Regions from separate parts of the Homo sapiens genome. Here region 1 is linked to region 2. Evidence: chromatin contacts called from ENCODE Hi-C or POLR2A ChIA-PET data. All regions are on one chromosome and are shown on one strand. The core of a region is the stretch at or near the end of the contact, and the rest is flanking DNA. Distances in the headings are between cores, read along the strand shown. Region 1 overlaps C1orf21 (chromosome 1 open reading frame 21). Region 2 overlaps C1orf21 (chromosome 1 open reading frame 21).

Evidence for each region. A loop is a pair of places that touch in the nucleus more often than their neighbours do. ChIA-PET counts read pairs that join two places held with the same protein, here RNA polymerase II (POLR2A). Pooled maps may share reads with other maps.
Region 1: a pooled map shows a loop between it and region 2 (2.3-fold over the local background). The contact joins two enhancer-like sites. A Hi-C loop is called at or near these places in 1 of 50 pooled maps. POLR2A ChIA-PET finds 5 or more read pairs at or near these places in 2 of 52 experiments (H1 and MCF 10A).

Annotation. Positions count from the first base shown.
Region 1 is chr1:184,490,464-184,497,059 of GRCh38, forward strand. The region is part of intron 2 of C1orf21 (chromosome 1 open reading frame 21); the gene reads left to right. Among named protein-coding and RNA genes, the nearest start is that of C1orf21, 110 kb to the left of the region's middle. RefSeq lists an enhancer at 4,886-4,955. Within about 2 kb of position 1,293, at least 22 of the 41 ENCODE cell types and tissues checked have a DNase peak (open chromatin) inside an H3K27ac peak, as active enhancers do.
Region 2 is chr1:184,422,020-184,428,690 of GRCh38, forward strand. All of the region lies in intron 1 of C1orf21 (chromosome 1 open reading frame 21), which reads left to right. Among named protein-coding and RNA genes, the nearest start is that of C1orf21, 38 kb to the left of the region's middle. Within about 2 kb of position 2,317, at least 3 of the 41 ENCODE cell types and tissues checked have a DNase peak (open chromatin) inside an H3K27ac peak, as active enhancers do.

The DNA of each region.
Region 1 (6,596 bases), core at 43-2,542, 67 kb after region 2:
GAGAGTCAGTGAGAACAAAGGCTTAGAGGTACACCACACATACAATATAGCAGGGGAGACTGGGAAACTTTAACCAACTGGTGGAGACATAACTTTAGAGAATCTCACATTAACGGCAGGAGTCTTAAATATTTGAAAATTTTACTCTGGATTTTTTTTCAAGACACTTAAAAGCTCACATAGACAATGTAAGAATCATGTTAGGGATTGGCAGTTAGGTGAAGATTTAGAAAACAGAAAATTTGATGCTAATTCCTTAAGCTGTCTAAGTGTTCAGCCTCACCTCAGGTTAGATGATTATGAACCCTGAGTAATAATGCCAGAACATGGCCTTATGTAGATGAGACCGTTTACCAGGAAGGGTTAGTAATGATTATCTCTGGGTGGTGCTGATTACTAGTTAGTTTTTGTACTTCTTTTATATTTTCCAAATATTCTACATCCCTTTTTCTAAAGAAGTTTTGTGAAAAAAAAAAAGCATTTTATAACTATGTAGGTGGTGACATTGAGAAAGAACTTGTGGAGCAAGGTATAGTGGCTAATCATATTAATTTGGGAACCAAACTGATAGGTTCCTCATTTGTAAAATTGGAACCTACCTCATAAGATGCTATGAGGATTAAATGAATTAATAAGTAATAAAACACTTAAAATAATGCCTGGCACACAAAAAGTGCTGTATAAATAATCAGTGAACTTTATTTAGAAAGTTCTCTGGATTATTCTCTCATAAACAGCACATTTTCATCTTTATGACAGTAAAGTTTAGCATAGTGCTTTTTTTAATAAGAAGAATAAAAACTTCATTCAGAAAAAGCAAAACTTTTTCCTTAAAGTTCATTTACCTGCAGATATCATTAGTGTGTGTAGTACTTTCCTTCTTTCTTTTTTTTTTTTTTGAAACAGGTTCTGTCTCACTCTGGTTGCCCAGGCTGGAGTGCAATGGCACGATCCCAGCTCATTGCAGCCTCAACCTCCCAAGCTCAGGTGATTCTCCCACCTTAGCCTCCTAAATAGCTGGGACTACAGGTGCAAGCCCCCCATGCCCAGCTAATTTTTTGTATTTTTAGTAGAAACAGATTTTCACCATATTGCCCAGGCTGTTCTCGAACTCCTGAGCTCAAGCAATCTGCCCACCTTGGCCTCCCAAAGTGCTGGGATTACAGGCATGAGCCACTGTGCCCGGCCCTTTTCCTTTGTTTTTAGCAGTAACCGTTATGGTTACTTATAGCAAAGTTCTGGGCCACAGGCTATGAATCATCAATGACAGTGACCTTCGGGGCTTTGCTAGCTCACATGACACTGGTTAAGTGGTTTGGTTTCATTTTGCCTGTTTTCAGCCCTGCACCCAAGAGGTTGCTTAAGCTATGAGAACAAAAGTAAAGATAGGAAATAACTATGATATAATTCCATATCTCAAGTTTATTTTTAGCTAACGGGCCTTGTCTTGCTCTTCATTCTGAGGCGTAAAGTCTCTTAGGAAGAGAAGGAATCAGAAGCATGATGCAGAGTTTGACAATGACTAATTTGAAACGGAGCCATCTTCATTCTTTGTAACTTTAATCTCAATTTCTCAGTTTTTCTCAAATTTTCTACTGTAAGCAAACCTTCACAGAAATAACTCCTCTTAGAGATCACAGTGAGCTATGTGCTGTGTAAGGTTTTATTAGAACAAGCACATAAACAAAAACAAGTGGCTGTAAAGCCCAGTGAGCCCAGTTTATAGAGAAGCCATTGACTTGCCTGCAGAACCTGGTTACATTTGGATTCTGCCACAGAGTAACCATGCTACAGGGTGACCTCTGTGGGCTCTGGTTTCTGCGTCTTGGGAGTGAGTGGGTGGAACTGTGTGATTGCTATGGGAGTGTTGAGTGCTAATGTTCAAAGGTTCTATTTACCTGCTCCCCACACTATGGACAATTCACTCAACTGTGTGGTGTCAGTTTCTTTCCTGCAGTGGAGCCATTGGCAAGATTATATATGATTATTGCTTTGTTGATTGCTCTCAGAAAAAAATGGTGGTGGTGGTAGTGTTCAGCTATTAAAAGCTTTATGGTCCAGAGTTGACCAAATTGTTAATTGCATTGTGATATTTACTTTTTCAATGAAAAATTAGAAAGAAGTATCACCAATATCTTCTGTAGCTTCAGAACATTACCATGAGCCTGAAGGTGAGAAAGCTTGAAGTGTGTGGAGTTGTATCTCTGCTTCCACCTTGGCTGGCTGGTTTGTAAATTTATCTTTCATCCACTGATGCTTAAATTGGTGCTGTGCAGCTGCTGCTAGTCAGTGAAGGATTCCATTTGTTGGCTTTCTGTTTAAAGGTTTGTGGTAGAAGTCAGGGTAGGGTAGATTGGTCCTGTTGTTTGAAAAGGATAATGAAATATCTAATAGAAGACAGTTATAAACAAAATCTAGGCCAAAAGGAGAACATTTAATTTCCCAGGTTGCTGATTTTCTCAAGAGCTACTGTACTATGATCTGATCACTCTGAGAGTGTGGTTTTGTTTATTAACTTATATAGCTGTACTCTGTTGGTCCAGCCAGACTATAATAGGGCAAGAAGAAGTAAAAATTTACAGAAAGTCAGATTCTAAAGGATTATATTTCTGTGGCTATAATATTAAGTATATATAAAATTCTCTAAAATGTAACTCACAACACATGTTTAAACTATGAATAAAAATGGTCTTTGACAGTTTTTTAAAGGTTACATAATTAAAGTTTCTTGGTTGGAACAGCCATAGCTGGGGAAGATGCCTGCTGGAGAGGACACAGGCCGTGAGGAATACAATGTTTATAGTCAGCTTTCTTCATAGTAATAATCTGTGCTGGAAGCTATAATATAAATGTACATTTACATTTTATCTAAAAATAATTTTAAAAGTTTATGTACATGGCTATAAGCATTGAAGGTAAAAGAGTAAGGGTGAAGTGAAAAATCATGATGTTAAATAGCACATCTTTGAAGCTAATTAATTCCTTCAAATTGCAAAACAGTCACACGAGTACAAATCTTTATTTAGACTACGTTTGATTTTCATTTGAAAACCACATTCAAGACAAGCTAAATTACATTTAAATTCCCTTCCAGCTATAGATATGCATGCCTCACTGTATAAATGTCACTGTTGATTTTGATCTATAACCAAAGAAGAAATTGTCAAATTATGTATGAAATAGGATTTTATTTTTAATGTGGCACCAAGTATTTTTGCATTTATTGTGTTAGCTGTTTAACACAATATTTTTTCATTAACCTTTTAGTCTTCATTGCCTTCTGTCACTCAAGAGATGTCTTTTTATCTGAAAGTGTTTATAAGATCTTGAGTTTGGAGTGCAGCTTTCCTCCTTTGTTTCTTGCCTTGTTTCCCATGATGCAATTGTTAAATGGCCAGCATGTTAAAATGAAAGACAATGTGCTTTTAACTCTGATGGAACTCTGAAAATTAAAGTTATTCATTTAAGAACTATTGGTTGAGCAAATACTATAAACTGGATTTTACTAAGAGATATAACATGTAATATGATAATGATTGCCCTCATTTGGCTCACATTCTAGCAGGTAATAAAGGTAATAAAAAGAGAGACAAACATGTACTGTCAGGGAAAAGTGTCATGAGAATACAAAAGGGGATGGAGAGTTGACAGGATGGCTGTTTCAGAGTCATCTGTCAGAGAAGGTCTATCTGAGGAACTGACCTTTGAGCAAACCATGAGAATACCTGGGAACAGAATGTTTCAGGCAGAGAAACAACAAAGCCAAATTTCTGAGAGGGAGCTGGCTAGTGGATTCCAGGAAGAAGCCTGATGCCCTTGTGCCAGTAGGGTGATGGGTGACAAACTCACAGAGGCAGTCCAGGGCCGGACTGTACTGCTCTGTACACTGGCTTCTGTTCTAAAGGTAATAGAAGTCAGGAGAGGGTTTTGAGTGCAGGGGAGTGATGAGGTCTGACTGCTACGTAGGGAATAGACTATAGGAAGAGAGTGAAGCAGTTGACCAGTTAGAGTCTTGCTCAGTAGTCCTAGCAAGAGATGTTGGTGGTCTGGATTAGGGAGGTATGAATGGAGATAATGAGATATGGGCGGGCTTGGGATATTGGGGAATGATTAAATATGAGCTTCATTAGAGCATATTGTATCTGTGGTTTTCTCTGTTAAGGGCAGCAGTGGGAGGTAGAATTTTGTACCAATACAAGCTCCTCTTTAGTGGTGGCTTGCAGGAGGCAGAGTTTTTATGTTTTAGAGCAATGACCATGGTCTGAGGCTTAGCAACATGGAATGAAAAATGAAATTTGAAAATTGTGAAAGCAAAGATTTTTAAGATGGGGCTGTAAGGATTAATAGGGTCAAAATTCTACATTAATGTTTTTTGCTTTTGCTTTTTTTTTTTTTTTACCTTCTTGAGGCAAATTTGTTTGATGCTAGCTGGGATAAAAAGAACATCATTAACAGTTAAATTCCTACTTCAGTTTCCAGGGCTCAGCTGTACCCAGGCACAGGGCATGGCCCAAGTGAGGAGAAGTGCTGCAGCCCTAGAACCTCCTGGGACTGCAGTTCATCTGCACAGCATGTCATCGTCACACAGTGACATCTCATTTCATTCAACCTGAGAGTGAAGGGGTTTCAGACATGGCTTGCTTGTTCATTTTTAGCAAGTTTCTTAAGGGCCAGGGTGCCCGAAGAGGCAAGTTTCTACTCTCGCCTCCCTTCCTGTAACAGCCACCTCCCTTTCACCTGGCTCTTGCCTTCCCCCCGCAACATAGACTCTCATCCCTACACTCTTTTGTTCCTCATGGAACTCTGAGCTCCAGTTTCTGATCTCCAAGAGCTGCTCTGAGCTTTGATCCCTGTTCCCATCCTCTTCACTTGTACCCACCATCCCAGTTCAGTTTATCTTTCTTTTTATGTCTTCCCAGAATAGGAGCAGTGCTCTATGAGAAGACAGAACAAATACGCAAATGAAGCATAGATCTCTGTGGAGGTCAAACCAAGCCCCCAGATAATTTCCCATTCTGAATCTCCTTTCTGCTTTGCATTGTTACCTTTTAAAGAAAAAATTAACGTCAATATACTTACTCATCTTCCCTCCCTCCCCCCACTACCAGCATCACCATCAAATAGCATCAATATTCTCTGTAAAAGACACTGTTTTTGTTTATTACAAGATATGGTGGGCCAGGTGTGGTGGCTCATGCGTGTAATTCCAGCACTTTGGGAGGCCAAGGCGGGTGGATCGTGAGGTCAGGAGTTCAAGACCAGCCTGGCCAAGATGGTGAAACCCCATCTCTACTAAAAATACAAAAATTAGCCTGGCATGGTGGCAGGTGACGTAATCTCAGCTACTCGGGAGACTGAGGCAGAGAATTGCTTGAACCCGGGAGGCAGAGGTTGCAGTGAGCCAAGATCGTGCCACTGCACTCCAGCCTGGGTGACAGAGTGAGACTCTGTCTCAAAAAAAAAAAAAAAAAAAAAAAGATATGGTGAGTATGTAAGCTTTCTGTTAGGTACACTCACTTTTTTGTAGAAAGTTGGTTTTTGGAGGGTTTCTTTGCTTCTGCAGATTGTGTGGTGAAGAGAAGTTGGCAGAAGGTGAATCCTGGAAGATGAGATGTTAAAGGAGTGGCCCACTGGAAGGGGTAGAAAAGGGGGCAGGTAACAGGTTATTTGCATGGGGTTTGGTAAGCCAAGGCCAGGTCTACCCATAGAGCATCCTGAAGGAGACACAAACAGATAATTTCTGGGCTCTCCTCAGTTAAAAGGAGACTGAAGTCTTAGTGCAGGAAGGAGTTCAAGGCCTAAAACCCAGACCTTACAGTGGGTAATGTGGCTTGCTCTGTAGGGAACAGTTGCCTCAAGTGGTGATATCAGCTGTTTCTGGAAACTGACATAGTGAGAGTATAAAAGACAGTAAACCTGCAATTCTTGCCCTACTGCTTTGGCAAATATTTCATTGTTTATGTGCTGCCAAGACCCCCGGATTTCGGGCACACCTCTCTCAGATCCAGTGGGAGCGGTGGAGAGTCACATTCACCCACTGGCTTGATCAGGTGAAAAGATCTCTTTGCACCTTGTATGTGCTGCTTCAGTTGCAAACCAAATAAGAGGAATATTGGACCATGTCCAGGTCATGCATTATACTTGAAAATTATTGAATTCTGGAATTTTACCTAACTCAGGCCTTCAAACACAAGCAGCATCTCAGAAGAGCAGCTCTCCGCTTGAAAGAAGACAGTAGAGAAGATGTGCTAAGGTGCTGTGGCTGTTTTGCACCCTGTATGAGCTATCCACCCCAGTTTACGTTTGGCTTGTTTATACAGAATTATGTAGGCCTTTCATACTTTGCTATAGGTTAAAAATGTCTAACTTAAAAATCATTAAAAGTTCTAGAAATTACTGCAGTTCTTTTTTTCTATTGCACATCTTTTTTGAGAAAGCAGCATATAACATTACCTTTAAGAACATTCAAGGTGTCTTACTCTACGTTTAAATAGGTTACAAATAGATGGAGGGTGAGGGTCCATGAGGACCACCTCTGCATCAGCTCTATGTCCTCAGGCTCTCAGTACAGAGCCTACCTTTCTTTGGTTGATTTT
Region 2 (6,671 bases), core at 1,067-3,566:
GCTAACCTTGATGAAAGATATCAACTGAATACGTGGGGAGCATTCTTGGAAGAAGTCCGATGGGATGGCTTTGGCTGATGGATAAGATTTCAGTGGGTCAAGATGGCTAGAGAAAGAGTATCAGGCAGAAAAAGGAATAAGCAATAGTGCAGCATCAGGGCCGTGTGGATGTTCCCGTTGCTGATCCTATCCTCTCCCGCTCATTTCCCTTTCGAAACTCAGCTCGAATATCACCTTGTCCTAGGTGTGTTCCTGAGGAAGGCTTTGTTTGAAATGCTTGCAGATTTTGGAATCAAACACTTGCCTTCCTCTTGGTCAAGTAGCTTAATAATAAGCAAAATTTGTGTAACACTGTAAGCCAGGCAGCATTCTTAGCACCTTGCATAGGTCTGGTCATTTAATCATAACAACATCCCTAATGAGGTAGGAGCTATTATTATTCTCATTTTACAGGTGGAGAACTGAGGTGTAGAAAGGGTAAGTAACTCGCTTCAGGACACACAGCTAGAAAGTAGAAGTACAAAGAGTAGAACACTGGTTCTTTGAGTTCAGAAACTATGCTCTTAACCACTCCACTAGAACCTTGCTAGGCGGCAGTTTATTTGTAAAGCCTTGTGAAAAAATTTTCAGCACACTATTCAGCATGCGGTAGATAATTGGAAGTCTTTTCTATTGTTAATATTTCCTGTCTCCTCAGTTTGATTGATAGGATTTTCTTCCCGTACATATCTCTCTGAGAGCATTGTTGCACTTTGCCATAACTGTTGAATTGTCTATTTCACATGTTAGACAGAAAGCTTCTTGAGGTCACTCTACGTACAGAACTTGTCCCCCAATGGCTTGGTAAGTGTTGATGGACTGAACGAATAAAATGTTTTGTCTGGCACAGATTGACTTGCTGCAGGGAAAGCAGTCCTGTGGAGTGGTTCATACGCAAGACGTTAAGGCATGTACTACTAGGTTTTAATCCAGCCCCTACCATCCATTGGCATTATGTCTTGTGTAAACTATTTATCCTCCCTTAAGCCTCCACTTCCTTGTTTACTTAATGGGGACAATGAGTTGTTATAAAGAGCCAAGGAGACAATGTGTATCGGGATTTAACAGAATGCCTGGTTTATGATAAGCAATAAACAATTACTTTTATTATTGCTGAATAACTGCTGAAAGTCAGGTACTCTGCTACTTGTTGGAGGTGCAGAAATAAAGATTCCTTCCTCATTCAGGAACTTCACCAGTCTCATAGAAGAGAAGAATGGTCACCAAGTAAATTATAATCTATGCAATAATGTACAAAACAGATAACTTTGTGAGGATGAAAGGTGAAGAGAAGTCTTCATGATGGAGGATATATCCAAGATGGGTTTTGAAAAATGAATAAAAGTCCTTAAGGCAGAGCAGGAATGAAGCCTTCAAATACTGGGATTGCGGCCTTAACTGAATAGGCAATGGGGAGCCACTGAGATTTTTTGAGTAGGAGGGTGACATCAACAGAACTGTCCTTTAGGAAGATTAATCTGACAAAAATATGTAGGATGAGTTAGTGGAGAGAGAAATGAGGAAATAAATATCACATAGACCTTTAGTGAAACCTCCTACACAGAATAGAAATCCATTCTGCAGCACCCCTTACAGATGGTTATCCAGCTGATGATGCCTGAACACACCAGGAAGGGGAAGTTCACTTCTTCCTTAAGCAGCTCCTTCTTTCCTTTCTTCCTTTCTCCCTATTTCAGTTTTTCCCTCCTCTCCAGCCAACCATCCATTCATCCCTCCTTCCATCTCTTCTTCCATCCATCCATCTACCCATCCATCCCTCCACTCATCCATCCACCCATCGTCCATCCATCCATCCATCCATCCATCCATCCATCCATCCATCAATCTATCATTTAAGGGTTTCCTTAATGCCTGTTACTGGGGTAGGTGCTGGCAACGTAAAGTTTAATACAATAGTCCTGCCCTTGAGGATCTCACAGTCTAGTCTCATACTTGGTGTCCATTATTGAATAATTATTATTGTTGGAAAGTTCTTTTTTCCTTGGATTGAGTGAAATCTCCTTTATTTTAGGCCTGTCTCCTACTGGTCCTACTTTTCTAATTTTTTCTTGTAATACACTGACATTCTCTTTTTTTGTGATTGCTTTTATCATTTTTACAAACCGTATCATGGAGCTTCCTTGTCTTCTCTGTGGAAAATCCAGTTCCCTTAAAAGGGCCTCCTAAGGCTGAATTCATAAAACTTAAGGACTTTTGGAGCTGAGTGAGACTTTAGAAGTCATTTACAATTCATATCTCAGCCCTCATCACTTTACAGATAGGAGCTGAGTCACAAATAAGTTGTGACTTGCCTAAGATCGCAGAGCTAGTTAGTGGCAAAACTAGGACAAGAATTTAGGCTTTCCATTGTCCAGACTTGCAAGACTAGTGCTTTTTCAAACTGTCTGTCCTGATAACCCTTCCCAAACGTTCTGTAAATTTTCAATATCTCTCAAAATTGTGGAACCAGAAATGAAGTATGGTGTCTCAGATGTGTTCTAACCTTGGTAGAGAGCTGTGATGAGAGTTAATAAAGGCCAACACTAAGAGAATGTGCCCGGCTCCATAAGCCTCATTATCTGCATTTTCTCATTCAGCCTTGCAACAGCCCTCATTGGATGGGTTTAGTATGCTAATACTAAGATAGGGAAACTGAGCCTCAGAGGAGTGAAGTAATTTCCAGTTCACGGGCACACAGCCAGTAAGTGGAAGTACTGGAAATCAAATGCAGGGCTGTCAACTTCAAAGTCAGTGCACTGACTTCCTCCCACATAAGGGCCATTATTTACCATAATCTCCAACTGTAGTGAAGATACATTAGCAGAAGCATAGTATTTGCGAGCACATGTTGAGTTTCTGGTTATCAGAACACCTAGCCCTGTATACCTTGAATGGGGCAGAGTCAGATGTTCTCCATCCTGCATTTATGAACATCTTAAAAAACTTAGGTGGAGGTCTTTAACTTAATTTCTGTTAAATGTCACACCATTGGCTTTGCCCCATCTAATTAATAGTGGAATAAGGCTCATGAATGGGGCCTGAATGTTTGGGTGTGACTTCTGGCTCTATCCCATGTGATTGGGTGATGTAATGTTCTTAGATGTCAATCAAGATTAGCCGTCCTGACCTCAGTGTGGGTATTAGATTAACTGAGATGGTGTATGTGGAAGGACTTTGCAAACCAGCAAATTGATGATAATCCTGATATCTTTTTTTTTTTTTTCCTTGAGACAAGGTCTCGTTCTGGCACCCAGGATGGAGTGCAGTGGTGTGATCTTGGCCCTGCAGCCTCCACCTCCTGGGTTCAAGCAATCCTCCTGCCTCAGCCTCCAGAGTAGCTGAGACTACAGGCATGTGCCACCATGCCTAATTTTTAAGTTTTTTGTAGAGACGAGGTCTCTCTGTGGTACCCAGGCTGATTCCAAACTCCTGGGCTCAAGCAATTTTCCCATCCTGGCCTCCCAAAGTGTTGGGATTACAGGCATGAGCTACCATGCCTGGCACTGATCCTGGTGTCTTAAAATATGGAGTGTAGCCTGCCTTACCCATGGTCTCCAGCAGTCTTGCCTCCCTCTGTTGTTGCCTTATTCAGGTTTTTCCTGCTGCCAGGAATGCTGCCCTTTCCTCCCCTCTGTCACCCCTCAAAATGTTACTTAGCTTGAAAGGGCAAGGTCAGAGGCCAATTTTGAAAAACCTTTCCTTACTTGCCTGGCAGAATTAATTTTTCTTACCAGTAGACATTCACACAGCTTTGTTTACAGCACTGATATAGACCTTATCTCAGTCCGCCTTGAATTAGTATTTGTTATGTCCACACTTCCGCCACTAGAAGAGAGTTCCTTGAGAATGGAGACCATATAGTTTTTGTCTTTATGACTCTTCCCCTTCAGGGAGGCTATAAAGAGAGTCAAATAGTGATTCAATTGGGTCTTTGATATTGGCCATCCCACCCAGATTTATGTACTCAGCAGCTCTGCCAGTTTCCCTTCTGGCATCATCCCGATCAAGATAAAGATGTTGGAAAGGGCAGGGCCAAGGGCGGAGCCCTGGAGAAATGTGGCCCTGTGTTAAGCTCTTCCTCCAAATTATTACCCAATCATAAATTATCTCTGGCGTTGTTTTATGTAATGGTGAGTCCTCAGAACAGTGCATGATCAATTCGTCTGTCCAGGATTACTGAGAAGTCTCCTAACTGGTGGTCTTCTACTTTCATGATCAGTTCGTCTGCCAGGATTACTGAGGAGTCTCCTAACTGGTGGTCTTCTACCTTCTCCCTCTAATTTATTCTGCAAGCACCCTCAGAGCGATCTTTTAAAGAGCCCGTCTGATTACATCGCTCCCCTGCTTCAAACCCTTCAGTAACACACCCCATTGGTGTCAGAGGAGGAACCCTGAGCGAGACCCACCCACCTCTCTCTGGGGTACGCTCCACCCTATTTCATCCCCACAGGTTGTCTTTCAGTTCTCTGAATGCCTGCATCTCCCTGCCTGTGGGATTTCACTTAGGCTCTTTCTTCTTGAAACGGTCTTCCTCCTATCTTTTAATTTGCAAACTCCTATCTTGATTCTTGGCTTAAATGTCCTTTCCTCAGAGAAATCTTCCCTAATGTGCCTCTCTTAGCATCAGGTACTTTCCCTTCTGAATGCTGATAATTATTTGTATAATTATTCCTAATGCCTTTCCCTCCCAGTAGATTCTAAATTCCCTGGGAGCAGGCAGGGACCTTGTCTGTCTAACCAAGGCATACTGGGTGCGATAACACAATGCCTGACACACTGTAGATGCTCATCTGATGATGGCTGGATAAACATAAAGTCTGAATTCATTTCTTCAACCTACGTTTATTGAGACCCTCCTGTGTGCAGGGGCTGGGTACTTAGGAGATTCATACAGGTAAAGGAACCACAGGAAGATGTCACCTTTGCTAGCACAGCCAATGGAGAGGATCAAGTTTCTAGGTCTGCCCAGGGCTGGTGAAGGTAAGAATGTTATGTTTGAGCTGAATCCAGCTCTTATTTTACCATTTTATTCACCAGATATCAGACTGGCACAAACACTGCCAAAATCTTGACACCCTAAGTGGACCAGACTTCCTGCTCACCAAGAACTCCGTCAAAACCAGGGTGTAAAAGTTAACTTGAGATGATATTCTTAGTGAATCCTTGTTAGTGCCTAGTGCTTACAAAAATCTGCTAAAGCTACTTTTTAGCTTTGACAGAAATCTCTCTACTGGTTTAGTTTCCTGAATCTACTCCCATATTAAAAAATAAAATAAAATCTGACATGTCTCTGTTTGTATGAGCTTCTCTTACTCTGTGGAGCCCTAAAGATTTCTCAGAGAGGCTTGGAGGTCAGGATCTGTCCTGGATTGCTTTTTTTTTCCCCCAATGATTTTTGCCTTTCCCTTCTCACTTTCAGGACCAGTGAGACAGTTAGGGGTAGGAAAGAAGTGAGCACTAGAGTGGAGTCTGGGTCCCTGGAATTCTCTTCAGCTGGGTGATCTTGGGCAGGTTATTGAACCTTTCTTGGCTTTGATCACCCATCTGTCAAATGATGTGGTTGAAATGAATGAAATTGATGTCTCCCTTCAGCTCTGAGCAATAGGAAACTCCACTTCCTGATCTAGTGACCCTCCAGCTCCAAAATATAGGTTGAAGTAACTCTGCCTTCAATTTCAGGCATTTACATCTTACCTTTTCCATCTTTGCCATCGGCCTTGCTTGGAAAAATCTGTTTGGTTATCTTTCTTCTCCTCCCACCCTCCACATACTTTCCTGTACTCTTAGCTCATTTTGGGCACAGCCATCCTGACATTCTTACAGGTTTGAACGACTCTTAAGTAAGGGCCTTATGACTTAGGTAAGGGCCTTATGTCCACTGGACTCCAGGGCTGGAACACTCAATGACTTATCTAAAACAAGATCAGGTTGCTCAATTTTAAATACTAGTTCAGCTGTACAACCTTGGGCAAGATACTTAAGCCCTCTGAGTTTTGGTTTCCTTGTCTATAAAATGAGGATGATAATAGACCCCACTTCAGTGGGTGTTGTGAGGTATCAGTACCTTCCTGACCACAGTAATTTAGGTATGGTGCATAATCTTTGAAAGTTAGCCATTTTAAATATTTGTGCCTTTTTCCATTTGTCAACTATTGGAACATTTTCCAGAAGATCTACACTGAATTCTTAAGCTGTCCCACATGGTATATCATTGTATAGGGGACAGTATGAAACTTTACAGGTAAACAAATGTGCTGCATGGAAAAAACATTTAAAATCAGGGCATTACTTCAATGAACAGCTGAGAAGAGGAAGAGGATAGGAGGCAGGGAGGGACCAGAAGAAATAATTCTTTTTCTAAATGTTGCAAGAAGTGGTCTACCAGGTAATTTGCATTGTGATTAGAGCAGCTTCAGATGGGAGAGAGAAAGAACATGAAGAGGGCTGGTCACACTTCATGTTGTATCAGAATTAACAAAATATACCTACATCCTACATTAAATATGACTTATACTTAATGATACGAACATCAAGTTGCAGTTGATTATTGACCTTAAAGTAATACTTTGTAGACATTTAAGCAAACATTTGTAAATTTTCATAGTTCTGATTTACTTTTGTATCTTAGAGCT